Regions from separate parts of the Mus musculus genome. Here region 2 is linked to region 1. The links are chromatin loops, found by intact Hi-C in ENCODE. Cell type or tissue: heart. All regions are shown on one strand. Links, peaks and the distances in the headings refer to the core of each region. The heading gives the core; the rest is flanking DNA.

The links. A loop is a pair of places that touch in the nucleus more often than their neighbours do. Peaks named below come from ENCODE experiments on the same cell type or tissue, not always from the same donor. Only the 100,000 strongest peaks of a DNase experiment are listed, where the experiment ranks them.
Region 2: it touches region 1 in a loop (11-fold over the local background); 4 of 42 quality-filtered maps call a loop at or near these places.

Annotation. Positions count from the first base shown.
Region 1 is chr1:181,541,347-181,549,880 of GRCm38, reverse strand. No RefSeq gene overlaps it. Among named protein-coding and RNA genes, the nearest start is that of Gm32767, 5.6 kb to the right of the region's middle. In heart, for the core only: CTCF peaks have their summits at 4,266 (motif pointing right) and 5,671 (motif pointing right); no DNase peak of the experiment used is centred there; H3K27me3 peaks cover 786 bases.
Region 2 is chr1:181,443,270-181,448,269 of GRCm38, reverse strand. The region is part of intron 3 of Cnih3 (cornichon family AMPA receptor auxiliary protein 3); the gene reads right to left. Among named protein-coding and RNA genes, the nearest start is that of Ccdc121, 66 kb to the left of the region's middle. In heart, for the core only: a CTCF peak has its summit at 2,443 (motif pointing left); no DNase peak of the experiment used is centred there; H3K27ac peaks cover 2,780 bases.

The DNA.
Region 1 (8,534 bases), core at 1,849-6,848:
AGCATCTTCTTTTCTCGGGTTCTCCTCCTGTCTATTTCCTAACACCTCCAGCCCCAGACAAGGTGAGGAGATGCTTAGGAAAGCAGGCGTGGTCAGAGGCACTTGGTCTGAGTCTTTGAGGGATGTTGGGAAGTATCAGGCCATCTTTAAACATCAATGCTCCTCTCCAAACAGCAACTGGACTAGCACAGGGGAAGAAACCCTCCTCAACTAGGGCCACTCTTCATACAGCGTCAGAGGACGCCATTTCGTACTGTACTGCCTACTGCAGAAATCCTTCAATTCAGCAGTCCTCCTTCACGCTCTCACGAGTGTAAAGTCGAGGAGGCAAGACGCTGCTTAACCTACCAAGCGCTCAACATCACCCTCAGGAAACAGCCAGCACCCAGCAGCCCATTATCACACATATAAGTTCTTCCTGATCCTTCTTGTACAGCACGGCTTTACACTCCAGGGAGGATGCCATAGATATAATATATACTACTGAGCAAAGGGATCTTCCAAACCCAACTGGCGCCCTGTCCAGACACCCGCAGAGGGCTCCTGGGGTCACTTTCATTTCTGTCGGTGTGGTAAAACACCCTGGATAAAAGCAACTTAGGGAGAAAGGAGGCGTTTTTTGTTTTTGTTTTCTAACGATTTATTTATTTCATGTATGTGGGAATACTGTTGCTGTCTTCAGACACACAAGAAGATGGAATCAGATGCCCATTATAGACGGTTCTGAGCCACCATGTGGTTGCTGGGAATTGAACTCAGGACCTCTGGAAGAGCAGGCAGTGCTCTTAACCTCTGAGCCATCTCTCCAGCCCAAGAAAGGAGTTTTTATTTCAGCTTGCAATTCTAGGTTATAGTCCACTATTGTGGGGGAGTCAGAAGGGGACTTCAAAGGGTTTGTTACCTCACATCTAAAGTCAAGAGCATAGAGAAATGATTATACACACGGTTACCAGCTCCTGTGAGTTTTTGTGTTTAGCTCAATCTCTCCAACTCTTAGCCAAGGTCAGGACCTCCTGCTTAGGGAATAGTGCCACCCACAGTGGGCAGGTCTTCCCACATCAAATAATCTAAGACAATCCCCACAGACTTGCTTATGGCCAAACCAATATAGACAATTCCCATTGAGACTCTTCTCAGGTGATTTTAGACCATGTCAAGTTGAAAATTAAACCTAACTGTCCGATCTGCCTCTTGTATCACATCTACATGAGGATTCTTTGGGTTACTAATTTTTCATCTGGAAGTCCATTTAAGAATACTGACATCCAGATGGAGCGTGCCTTTAAGCTCAGCATTTGAGAGGCAGAGGCAGGTCTCTGTGGGCTCTGTGTCTTTTGAGGCCATCCTGGTCTCAATGAGAACCCCTATCTGTTATGGTTTGTATATGCTCTGCCCAGGGAGTGAGAAGGTATGGCCCTGTTTGGAGTAGGTATGTCACTGAGTGTGTGGGCTTAAGACCCTCATCCTACTGTCTGCAAGCCAGGATTCTGCTAGCAGCCTTCAGATGAAGATGTAGAACTCTCAGCTCTGCCTGCCTGGATGGTGCCATGCTCCCACCTTGATGATAATGGACTGAACCTCTGAACCTGTAAGCCAGTCCCAATTAAATGTTGTCCTTATAAGAGTTGCCTTGGTCATGGTGTCTGTTCACAGTAGTAAAACCCTAAGACACTGTCTAAAAACAATAAAATAAAAAGAATAACCCCAATTATCTCTCTCATCTATCAAAATATATCATCCTTATCAAAAGTCCATACAACATTATGTGTCTACATCTTATCCACCATTACCCCAGAACACAAGTCCTTCTAATCCAGGGATGGCACCACTGTCCTCTGAGCTGACCTCTGCCCTTGTAGGAGCATCTGTTAAAGGGTGCGAATAACTCATTGCAGTACTGTTGGTACTCATCTTACATCCAGCTTTCCCCAAACTCTTCCAACTCTTCAAGGGTAGCCCACTGGTAACAGCCTCTGCATGGGTAAGGGGGTCAAGGTCAGGGAAGCTAAGCGTCAAGCTCACAAGGACACAGAGTGGGAATGACAAGCTGGTTTGAGCTGAGTTCTCTATTACCCCAAACCTTTCTTTTACAATAATAGTCTTATCACAGTGCAAGTCCACAGTAAATGTCAGCGAATAAATGTCTACTTAATCTTAGAGTTTCCAGGCAGGATTGTGTGTGCATAGCCTTGATACAGGAAGACTTATTTTATAATAGAGTCATGCTAACATGTCCCTGCGGAAATGAAAGTCAACTGCTAACCTCGGGGCAAAACTCACAGCAATGGGCTTATATGTCTGTCACTAGCTCTGCCCGTCAGCTTTCTATTATTGTCATAAAATATCCGAAACAATCAACTGTAAGAGTAAAAGAGAGAAGTTCTTTTGGGCTTACAGTTTTGGTTAGCGAATGTGCTGCCTTTGGGCTGTGGCGAGGCTGCACGTCCTGCTGGGAGCACCTGGTAGAGGAAGATGCTCACCCGTGTCACAGCGCCTGGAAGCCACGGAAGAGACGAGGCTTGCTTTTGAACTCAAGGTCCATGACCATGGGTCTTAGTCAGGGTTGCACTGCTGTGAACAGACACCATGACCAAGGCAACTCTTATAAGGACAACACTTAATTGGGGCTGGTTTACAGTTTCAGAGGTTCAGTCCATTATCATCAAGGTGGGAGCATGGCAGTATCCAGGCAGGTATGGCACAGGCAGAGCTGAGAGTTCTACATCTTCATCGGAAGGCCTCTAGGAGAAGAAGGCTTCCAGGAAGTTAGGACGAGGGTCTTAAAGCCCACGCCTACAGTGATACACCCACTCCAACAGGGCCACACCTTTTAATGGTGCAGCTCCCTGGGCCGAGCATAGACAAATCATCACACGGTGTTGAGATAACTTTCTTTTTTTTAACTTTGTGTAAAGGTATGTCTCTGTATTTTCAATTGTTGATTCCGTAGGACAGAAAGCTAAATGCTGGCAGGAGAGTGGCATTGTTATGTCTACAGCCTTCGCCAGCCTTATGTTTGTAAATAGTTGTCCGTCCGCACCTGCTTAGACACTTGAAGGTAATCCTAGAGGCAGATTGTCTCACTGCTGATTGGTTGTAAATAAAGATCTCACAGCCAATAGCTGGAGCCGGAAATGGAGGGTGGGACTTCTGGGCACGGAGATTGCGGCAAAGGGAGAGCCGACCCAGAGGGAACAGACAAGGACTGAAGATGAGCAGAGAAAGCTATAGAGCTAGCCATGTGGCCAGTTGTAGGCTAGTTAGTCAGGTTAGGTATAGAATAGCCAGGAGACTGCCCAAGCAAAAGGCCTCGGCTTCAAACTATATAGAAGACTCCATGCGATTATTTATACTGCTGATTGTGTCGGAGAAAGTCCCACTATAGCCATGGCATAACACCCAGCTTCCTCCCACTAGCACCCCTCTCTTAAGGAGCCCACCACCTCCCAGTTGTGTGACACCGGGGATCAAGTTTGGGCTTCGGGGTATTTCAGATCAAAATTGTAGCACGAGTTCACTGAACAAGCTGGGCTCCCTTTGACGTCCTCTCTCAGGGTCACCCCACCCTATCCCTTGGATAAAATCCTGAGCTGGAATCATGGTTCTTCCAGCCTTTCTCATAGAATGGGACCTCTATCGAGGCGGATCGTCTAATGTTCCCACAGGCCCTCTGCAGGAGTGTGGCCTCCCTGCTAACACTGCGCACCCTGATATTTTTATACACCAGAAAAATGATTTTAATCACGTGTAAGAATACAGGGTGGCTCGTGAGGTTGCCTGACTGTAGAGGGACCCATAACACAGAGAGAAAGATGAAAGAGAAAGACCACCCAGGAGGTCCACAGAGTGAAGAGTTCCGTCTCTCCAGGCCCACAGACAAGGGGGATTCACGGTGCATTTAGGAAAGTAACCCCACACCTACCTGGTGTCCTAGAAAACGTCCTGATAATACTAAACTCTAAACTCTTTTGTTCCCATCCTAGAGCCCTTAGGAATTGAGTCAGCCACAAACTTCTGAATAGGGACCTGCCCCTCCACGAAACAACTGCTTTCTTGACCCAAGCGCCAACCGTATCTCCTTGCAGCAGTCTGTGGAAGGAGGGGACACCCCTCTCACCCAATTTCTCTTCTTCAGTGTTTGCTATTTCTCGTCAAGACCCAAGCTACACCTCAAATTTTGAACCCCATCCATTACCTCAGAAGTCATCCACACTGCCCCAATGGCGGCGGAAGACAGGGGTTCATGGTCTGTCAGTTCTTACTTATGAACACTAGGTGGCGACATTGCAATGGGAAGATGAAACATTGCTGCGTTCCTATGAGAAACCAACACGCTGGTGAAGAGATTGGTTTATACACCAGGATAACAAGCCCAGCGGCTGGACTGTATGTCGATGCCGATGCGATGCCGAGCTGAGCGAGTGTATGAGGTGCTTGTTAGTAGGGAGTTGCCTGTATTTGATCGTTACGCGATCTCCCGCAGAGCGCCATCCTGTCACCGCAAGTTTTCCCAGGGAGAGACCAAATAGGTCATCTTGAAATCAATTTATTGTAGTCCCTGAAACCTATGTCATAATAATCTCTAAGACAACTCCGAGACCAGGATTAATAAAGACACACAGTCTCTTGTAAACTGCTGGGAGAATAGGCGTCAGGTATTCTCATCAGAAACAATGACTGCGGGGTAGATATATTAGTTGGCTTGATCTGGTCATTTCATAGTGCAGAGATAACACCAAAACATTGAGCCGCACCCAATCAATAGCTATAATTACTTGTGAGTTAAAAAATAATAATAAAACAGGAAAGTAAAACGTAAAAGAACTAAAAGCAAAAAGAAGTCTACAGGTGTCTCTGTGTCGGGACACACATTTCTGAGTTTGGCTGACTTGCCCACATTCCTAGGAAGGACGTAGGTGTGGCTGTATGATCAACTTCAGCAGTTTTAAGTGCCTACTATGTGCTTTGGTCCCAAGGCTCCTGCAAGCCTCAGGAAAGCCCAGTTTTCTCATATTCTACCCTCAGACGTGCAAATAGAGACTCTGAGACTGGGAATTTGAGGGAAGCAGGAAGGTGGCTGTTCCCTGTTCCCTGTCCACCCTATCATGCTATACAACCAGGACCACTCCTGAAAGTTGACCCGGGAGGTCCTGGGATCCTGAGGGCACTCAGCTTCCCTCTTGCAGGCACTCTAGCTGAATCTGTGGATCTCCTCTGCCCCCTGACCCTTGGTGCCTGGCTGAACTTTCCCATCAAGACAGCCCAGAAGAAGAGGGACTCTGACACTCAGCCAGGTACCACTCACCTTCAGGTCTGTCCTCTACGCACAGGATCATGGAGACAATGGCTTTCGCCCCAGCTCATGGGTCTTTCCTCAAATGTTTATCCCCCAAAGGCAGGGAGGAGTAACAGTTGTGCTGTCCTCTGAGCTCCTGTGCAGCAGGAGACAGAGACTCTGCACCCAAGCAGAGAAAGCCCACGAGGCAGGCACCCAGGAGTTAACTCCAGCACCACAATACCTCCTAGCTCCCCTTCATTCTTTGGATCCCAAGTGATGGCCAGAGATCACTCTTCTTGTATTAAAAACCAACAATAATTAAACACCCTGCAGTGGCCTGAGAAGGAACCTCTAAACAGTCTTAGCCAACTTTTCTTCCCGCAGCAGCAGGGGGCGCTGCTGGGGCTGGAGGTCACTAGGTGTCCACTTTGCCAGAAAACTCTTTAAGCTTGAACTTATCATCAAGTCCTTTGGAAAATTCTGGACTTTAAGACTTTAGTCAATGACTTACTCTGGAACATTTAAATGAAATTAAGCTGTAGGCTGACATCTGGGTCACTGACTCTGCCCCCTTGCTTAGGCAGCTGTGGCCAACCTGTGTATCAGCACTTGGAACTCTCTGTGTATCAGCCTTTCTAGTCCCCTCAGCCAGTCTGCGAGCAAATGCTCTGACCAGTGACACTTTGCAACAACCCCCAGGGCAAGGACAGGCTGCCTGCCTGGTACTATGAGTCACTTTAGTAACCACTACTACCCATAGCATCCCTTCCTCGAAGGGCAGCAATGGTCTGATCTCAGTGTCATAGTAAGATGCGTCTCTAGTGTCCACTCCCAAGAGCTGAACCTGGCAGATAGCTAGAGTGACTCCAAGCCTTGTGCTTGGGCAGGAGACTTCTTGTAGACACTGACATTAGGTCACAGGAGAACTGTCAGCCTGCTTCATGCACTTCTTGGTTGTCATTATCGAAAACATCAGCTACTGGAGTGTATGATAAGGGTCCCCTGGAGATCAGTCCAAGGTGGAAGGGGTAACAGACAATGAGCAGTGTCTCTGTGATGTTGTTGCTTACAGCCAGGGACACCACTGTTTCCCACCTGCTCTGTGCTGAACTCACGTTGGCTCCCTGAGGCACCTACACAAGCTGCCCATGCAATAAACCTTACCCAAGTGAAGGAACATACACACAGACAAAAGCAGAAGCCCTCACCTCTTAGTTTCACACAGAGGCTCAAAGTGGCCTCAAATATACATCGGAAATTCCACAAGTGTGACCTTCGGTAGCATAGCCCCCGTCAGTTGCGTGCAGGCAGAGTGCAGAGGTCCTCCCTCTGTTACCGCAGAGGTCCTCCCACAGTTACCACGCACAAACTCTGGGAAGTTGATGGCCTTAAGGCCTGCAGACCCCGGCTTAGGGCATAGAAAGAAAACTTTTTGTTCCCCCACAGCCAATCATAAAACTAAGAATATTGAGTGTGAGGTCCTAGTGAGTAAAAGCTGTTGCCTGGCCTGATGATCACCTAGCCATGACCAGTCTCTGGGACCTAAAGGATTAAAGAAGAAAAGTGACTCATTCGAGTGCACACATGCACACTCACACACACATTATATATATATATATATATATATATATATATATATAAAATATATTATATATAATATTATATAGTCACACACAATAACTCTGACAGTTGAACCATGAGGATATTACCCTCATTTTTCTAGCTTTCCGAGTCATCTGTAATGCAATTCTCTGACACACCATGCTTGACTATAGAACCTCCCGTTCTAGAATAGCCTTACGTCCCTCCAAAGGAAGGAGCACTGTCCAGAGAGGTGACGAATGGCCTGGACAGACAGCCTCCCTGGGCTAGCCCACCTCAGCCAATTACTGCTGGGTTACATTCTTTTTCTTCAATTGTGTATCTTCGCCAAAACCAATGATAAAAATTAGTTTATTATAGATCTCTGAGCTTTAAATATGACGACTCATGTCATGAAATACAATGTCAAGTAGATTTGTCATTGCTGTCTTCCCTGAAGAAAAGGAGTGAAAGGGAATAGAGGGAGGGAGGAATAAAGGAAGACAGACAGACAGACAGACAAGCCAGGTAAATGCTTCAGGACTGCCACTCCCCCCTCCTCACACATATTGACAAGGTGTTGCTTGTTGGACTGGCCTGTGCGCCCCTGCTACCACTCACTGCCATGATTCATTTTGAAAACCCTTGAAAGCGTATCCTGCCAGTCTAAGATCCTGTTCACCTGTGACACAGATAATAAGAAACTAACGTTATCCCCAGCAAATAATAATTTTTGTGAAATCATAAGAGTTTTCTCTCTTTTCTGCACACATTGAGAGCTTTTGTTTTAATTTTGAACCTACAGGTCAAAGAGCAAGAAAAGTGAGGTTTGGGACTAGGGCTTGTCTTGTGTATTATCCTGACAGTGAGACAGGAAAAGAATAAATCTCCACTGAGAGAGTTCACAACATTGCAAGTATCCTTGTGGCTGGACATAGTGTTCCCTGATCCCAGAAAAATACACACACACACACACACACACACACACACACACACACATGCGCGCGCACGCGCGCGCACACGCACACACACATAGACATATACAAACACATGCACATGTATACAAACTTGTTCCCAGCCACCACCACGCCCTAACCAAGAGATGGAGCCTGAGTTTCCTCCTGTTGCAGCTGGAGACTGAGGTCACATTACAGTTGCCCCAGTTAGTAGAATGTTATAGACAGACTAAGGAACTTTCAAGGCTGATGAGTTTCTCACTCATCTCTATCTTGTTATTGACAGGTGGAAAGTGTGTGATGCTGGACTGAAACAGGCAGGAGACATCACAGCAGGAGTGGTCTCCAGAGCCTCTGGGGAGGGGCTCAGGTTGAATTGTCTCCTGAGAGATGGCAGCATATGCTAAGAGTACATGAGAGAAAGGGGGAGAAACAGAAACAGAGACACAGAGACAGAGACAGAGACAGAGACAGGGAGAGAGGGAGAGGGAGAGAGACAGAAACAGAGAGACAGAGAAGGAGAGATGGAAGGAGAGATACAGAGAGACAGAGAGGAAGAGAGACAGGGAGAGAGACAGAGAGAGAGAAGGAGGGAAGGAGAGAAAGAGACGGAAAATTTCTTCAGAGACCATTAATCCTACTGATTGATTTATTTTTTAACTCAAAAAAGTTGTGTGCACCATGCTGTATTGCTGTATGCATACATTGCGTGGTACCTA
Region 2 (5,000 bases), core at 1-5,000, 100 kb after region 1:
CACATCCAAGCACTTATGCCAAGTACTTAACATGCTCAGAGACAGCGACGACAGGCCTGAATCATCTAGTACAGCTCCATCCCCGTCTCCAGTGCCAACGCCAAACCTCTGAATGATGACAGTTCAGAATTCATGCCCTCTATCCATCACACTGCTCCTTGTTCTCTGGGACTTGGTGGATAATGGAAGCTGTGACTGACAGGGAGGATCTATTACCATCCCCTGTGTGAAGGAAAACACTTAACAGAGGCCAGCTCGACTTTTAGGGATGAGGGGGAAACCCTCCTGCTGTTCTGTGTGGGTCTTCCCACTGCCTCTCAGTATCTAAAATCCTGAGCAGACTTGTTCCTAACCCCAGGAGACTTCAAGTGGCTGCAATGCCCCTGTGCCCCTCCTCTTGCTCCAGGCATCCCATGTTACTCACAGTGATGTGGACAATGTAGGGACCTTATTCCTCTCAGACCAAATGGAGCTTAGCCAGGCTACCCGCGCTGGCCCGTACCATGCCTCACCCTAGACCATCTGTGCCTTTCCACTACTTGGCCTTTGCAACATAAGACATCCCCGATCCCAGCAGCTGGGAGGGGCCCCAGGGGCCATGAGTGGAAACTATATGAGAAGCCTGGAACACTTAACAGCCAATAAGAAATGCCCCCAAAGTCCTATTTTGTTTCCTCTGACATCACAAAGAACAGTTATAACAACGGGTATACTTCATCATCCTGACACCACCAGTGAGGACAGAGGGCTCTCTCCCACCCCTACCCCCCCACCCCGGCAGCCTTCGATGGGCAGAGTGAGAGCAAGTCATAAACGTTTGTTGTTCTGAGCGACTGAGAGTCACATGTTCCTTCTTGCTATGACACACTTTGGCCCATCTTGTCTGATGTAGTCAGAGCCTCGGAATGAGAAATCAATGAGAAAAGCAAGGCTGTGTTCTTCTCCCCTCTCTATCCTCCTGAGCATCCTTCCGGACCTTGGTTTAATAAGCCACCGAGGCTAGTGTGACATGCTCCTGATGCTGAGTACCAGGTGGAAGGCCACCAAGCATGCATCAGGCTTATTCTGGTGGGTAGTCAGCTGGGTTGCTCCCAGCTCAGACCGAATAAGTGCTATAGAAATATGCCCCACGCTTGAACCTACCAGAGGAAGTATAGAAAGGTAGATTGAAACTCTGAGCATGCCCATGGCTAGTTCCATCCCTTATCACCGGCAGACACTGTTTCCTCTGGCCGAGCTGTTGAATGGTACCGATACCCGTGATTCACTGAATGAGTTATAAATAGACACCACTTCATGTAGACCACAGTCTGAGACCCCATATCCTGCTTTCTGTAGTTATAAATAGTAAGAATGATCTCACTATAGACATTGTGGGGTTCTGAAAAGGTGACAGTTAAAGTCAGGCTAGCCTACACATACATGCCTGTGATCCTGGGCTAAGGGGACAGGCTACATGGTGAGAACTGGTCCCAAAAAAAACAAAACCTAACAAGCAATGCCTGCCAACTTGAGAATAGCCGAAGGGTTTGTCATGAAGCCAGAACCACTGTTAAGGAAGAATAAATCTAAATATGCATGGAAAAGTTGGCATGCCATGAGACTAGCAAAATCAGAGGGGGTGAGGAGACTGCTCGGTGATTATAGCACTTGCTGCACACACACACACACACACACACACACACACACACACAAGGACTAGAGCTTGGATCCCCAGAAACCCACATAAATATCAGGTAAGCATGGTTGTCCCACCTGTAATTGGGAGGAGACAGGATCTTCAGAGCAAGCTAGCCTACAAGACCAGCTATAAAGGGCAAGCTCTAGATTTGATTGAAAGACCCTGCTTCGTGGCTGACTAAGAAGAGTGACCAAGGGAAGATCTCTGCCATCAACCTCTGCTCTCTACATACCCATACATACACATGGGCATGTGTGCACACACATTTGCTCATACACGTGTATATACACATACATATATACACTTACACCTCTATCATGCACACATTAAACACACCCACACTACACACACACACAAAGATAGAAAAAGAAAACCAACAACAATAAAACAAAGAACTCACTATTTTGTGTAGCCCTTTCACAAGCCACCAAATGGGCCACTTATTTAAGAGTGTATAGGGCAGGCCTGATGCCAGGTAGGACTGGGGTACCTGCCAAGCTCATTACACTTCTGACTTACTGCCCAGATTCTAGTAGTCAGTTTCTGTTTGCTGGCAAATATTCCCATCTGGATATTCCTGAGTCCTCACTCCACTCCCACCCCTCCTCCCAGTCCCTGCAGACCTCTCCCGAGCCTCTAGTTTGTCCTAAGAGCACCTCTGCTTCCTCTCTCTCATCAGCCAGCCTGGAAACAAGACAAATCTGACATGGTCACTTCTACAGGGCACTTTGATCTACTCTTGTTTTCCATTTCTACTGCCCCCTACAGGCCAGCACCCCTGTGCTGCCCCCAAAGCTAGTGTAAGAACTGTCTAGCATAGCTCTGTCCCAGAAGACAGGCTCCTGTCCAGCAGAGACATGTCTCCTTTCTCTGGCATCCACCATGCATTCACCCACATCCTTGCTTTCCCAGGAATTTTTAAAATTAAATTTATTTTTTGTCCATCAAAATATGTAAATTCTTATTGGTAACTAAAGAACGCATTAAGGACTTGGTTTTAGCCATCTCGAGCAACTAAAACATATTGTATAAAAATCAATACCAAAAGAGAGTAGAATTATAGTCTAGAATTTAAGACTCTTTTTAAATCAGTTTTGTTTTTCCTTGATTAAATTCGCTCTTAGATAATAATATACATGCCCATGGTGCTAGATTCTGGGAGAGAAGGAACCGTTGTCTCCTTTTAAGCGAGATTTAACTTTATTTTTATTCATGGTCTAAATATTTTCTCCCTGTCACTTCGGCTTCTCACTTGTCTGTGTGACCAACCGTTGGCTGCCAGGACACAGGTCTTGGGAGAATAATGCCACATGACAGTTTGGGGTTTCTCTTCAGTGTGCTGGTACAGAGGGCAGGGTAGATAGGAGGAGAGACTTTTCATAGCCTCACAGGAAGAGGAAGTAGAGAGTAGATGTCTATATCCCATACCAGAAGTGTGGAAGTAATATGTTTGGCATGAGGGGGACCCCTAAAGCTAGGGAACGGGGCAGATAGTGAGAGGTAGGCAACCCATATGAGTCCCATGAAGGCAGGATTTCTGGAAGGAGGTGTGTGTGTGTGTGTGTGTGTGTGTGTGTGTGTGTGTGTGTCTGTGTGTGTGTGTGTGTGTGTGCGCGCGCGCGCGCTCACATGCATGTGCTCACTCACTCTCGACTTCACATATCTCTGTGTGTGTGTGCACGCAGAGGCCAGATGGGGTCACTGCTACCCTCTATCACTCTTCCCTTACACTTTGAGGCAAAGTCTTTCACTGAAGCTTGAGTGCATCTCCATTTTTTTTTCTTCTAGCTAGGCTAGCAGGCTGTAAGTCCCAGCAATTCTCCTGCCTCCACTCTACCCAGTGCTAGAGTTACAGTTGTGCACAGCCACACCCAGCTTTTTCTGTGCTTATTGGAGATCTGAACTCGGTCCCTCATGCTTGCCACACAAGCACTCTCCTTCATGGAGCCATCTCCCCAGCCAGGGGACCAGATCTCTAAAAGACACAAACATGGCCCACGGTCATGGAAGGCTCACAGCCATGGAATGCACATAGCCATGGAAGGTCCACTGAAGATCCAGACTGGAGTTCAGATTGAAGACCATGGAAGCCGCAAGGTTTGTCTCCCAGCTCTCAGTGTTGCCTGTCAGCTCAACAAAGCCTTTCAACTAATACACATTGGTCTGCAATGATGTGCATTATGTAAATTCCTTCTGGTTACATAAGGATCAACCTTATGATATGAAGAACTGCAGCTAACAACACCAGGCCCTATTTCCCTTATCTGTAAAGCACCACACTTGCTGGGAGGATGTAAACCGGACTAGGAAGGATGGTACTCTCAGATGGCAAGCCAGCATCAGAGGACAATGCCCCTGCAGTTATGAGGATGATCTTCATATTGTGAATAAACATCTTGGAGAATTCCCTACTCAGGAAGCAACTGGCCCTTCTTCCCTGAAAGTCGGTGAAACAGCTCACAGCCAGATTTGGCTTCCTACTTCTCAATCTAGACTCCTTGGTCATCCTTGACACCAGCGTCCGGTCTCCCCAGGTGGGAAGAGAAAGAAGCCACAGGCTGCTTAAGTGACTTGCCTGTCAAGCCTGTGTCTCTGCCAGTGCACGTGACCCTAGCACAGACACCCTCCCTGGCTAAACAGAATCGGGGTGACCCTCTGTTGACCTGCAGCCTAGAATCCATCCATAAGTGTTCTCAAATGAGCAATCATCCGCAGCAGCCCTGGGCTCTGACTGACTTACCAGAGCAAGGGGAGACAGGATGCTGCTATAGTTTGAATGTCCCCCAGAGGACTATGTGTTAAAGGCCTGATCCCCAGGCACTACTGGGTGAGGTGGAGCCTGGAGGTAGGTCTTTAGGGATTAGAGGTGTGCTCTTAATGGGGATTGTAAGACTCCCTCTCTCTCTCTCTCTCCCTCTCTCTCTCTCTCTCTCTCTCTCTCTCTCTCTCTCACACACACACACACACACACACACACACACACACATCTCTCTTTTGCTTGCTTCTTGGCTATGCAGTGAGCAGATCTGCTTGCTCCGTCACATTCCTGCTATGGTGCTCCATCACAGACCCAAAACAGAGCTGACCAGTCAAAGACCCTGTAGCCAAAATAAAACTTTCCTCCTCATAAGCTGAGTATCACAAGTGTTGTGTTATGGCGCTGGGAGCACGGAGAGAAAGGTCTGCATCGATAGGAAACAGATAGGATTCTGCTGTCCCGTGAGACTAGGATAAAGTTCTCTGAGTGCTGCCAGGAAGCTCTGAAGCTGCCCGCTCTGAAGAAGACTCTTTCATGTGGTTACTCCAAGCGGTGAAGCCT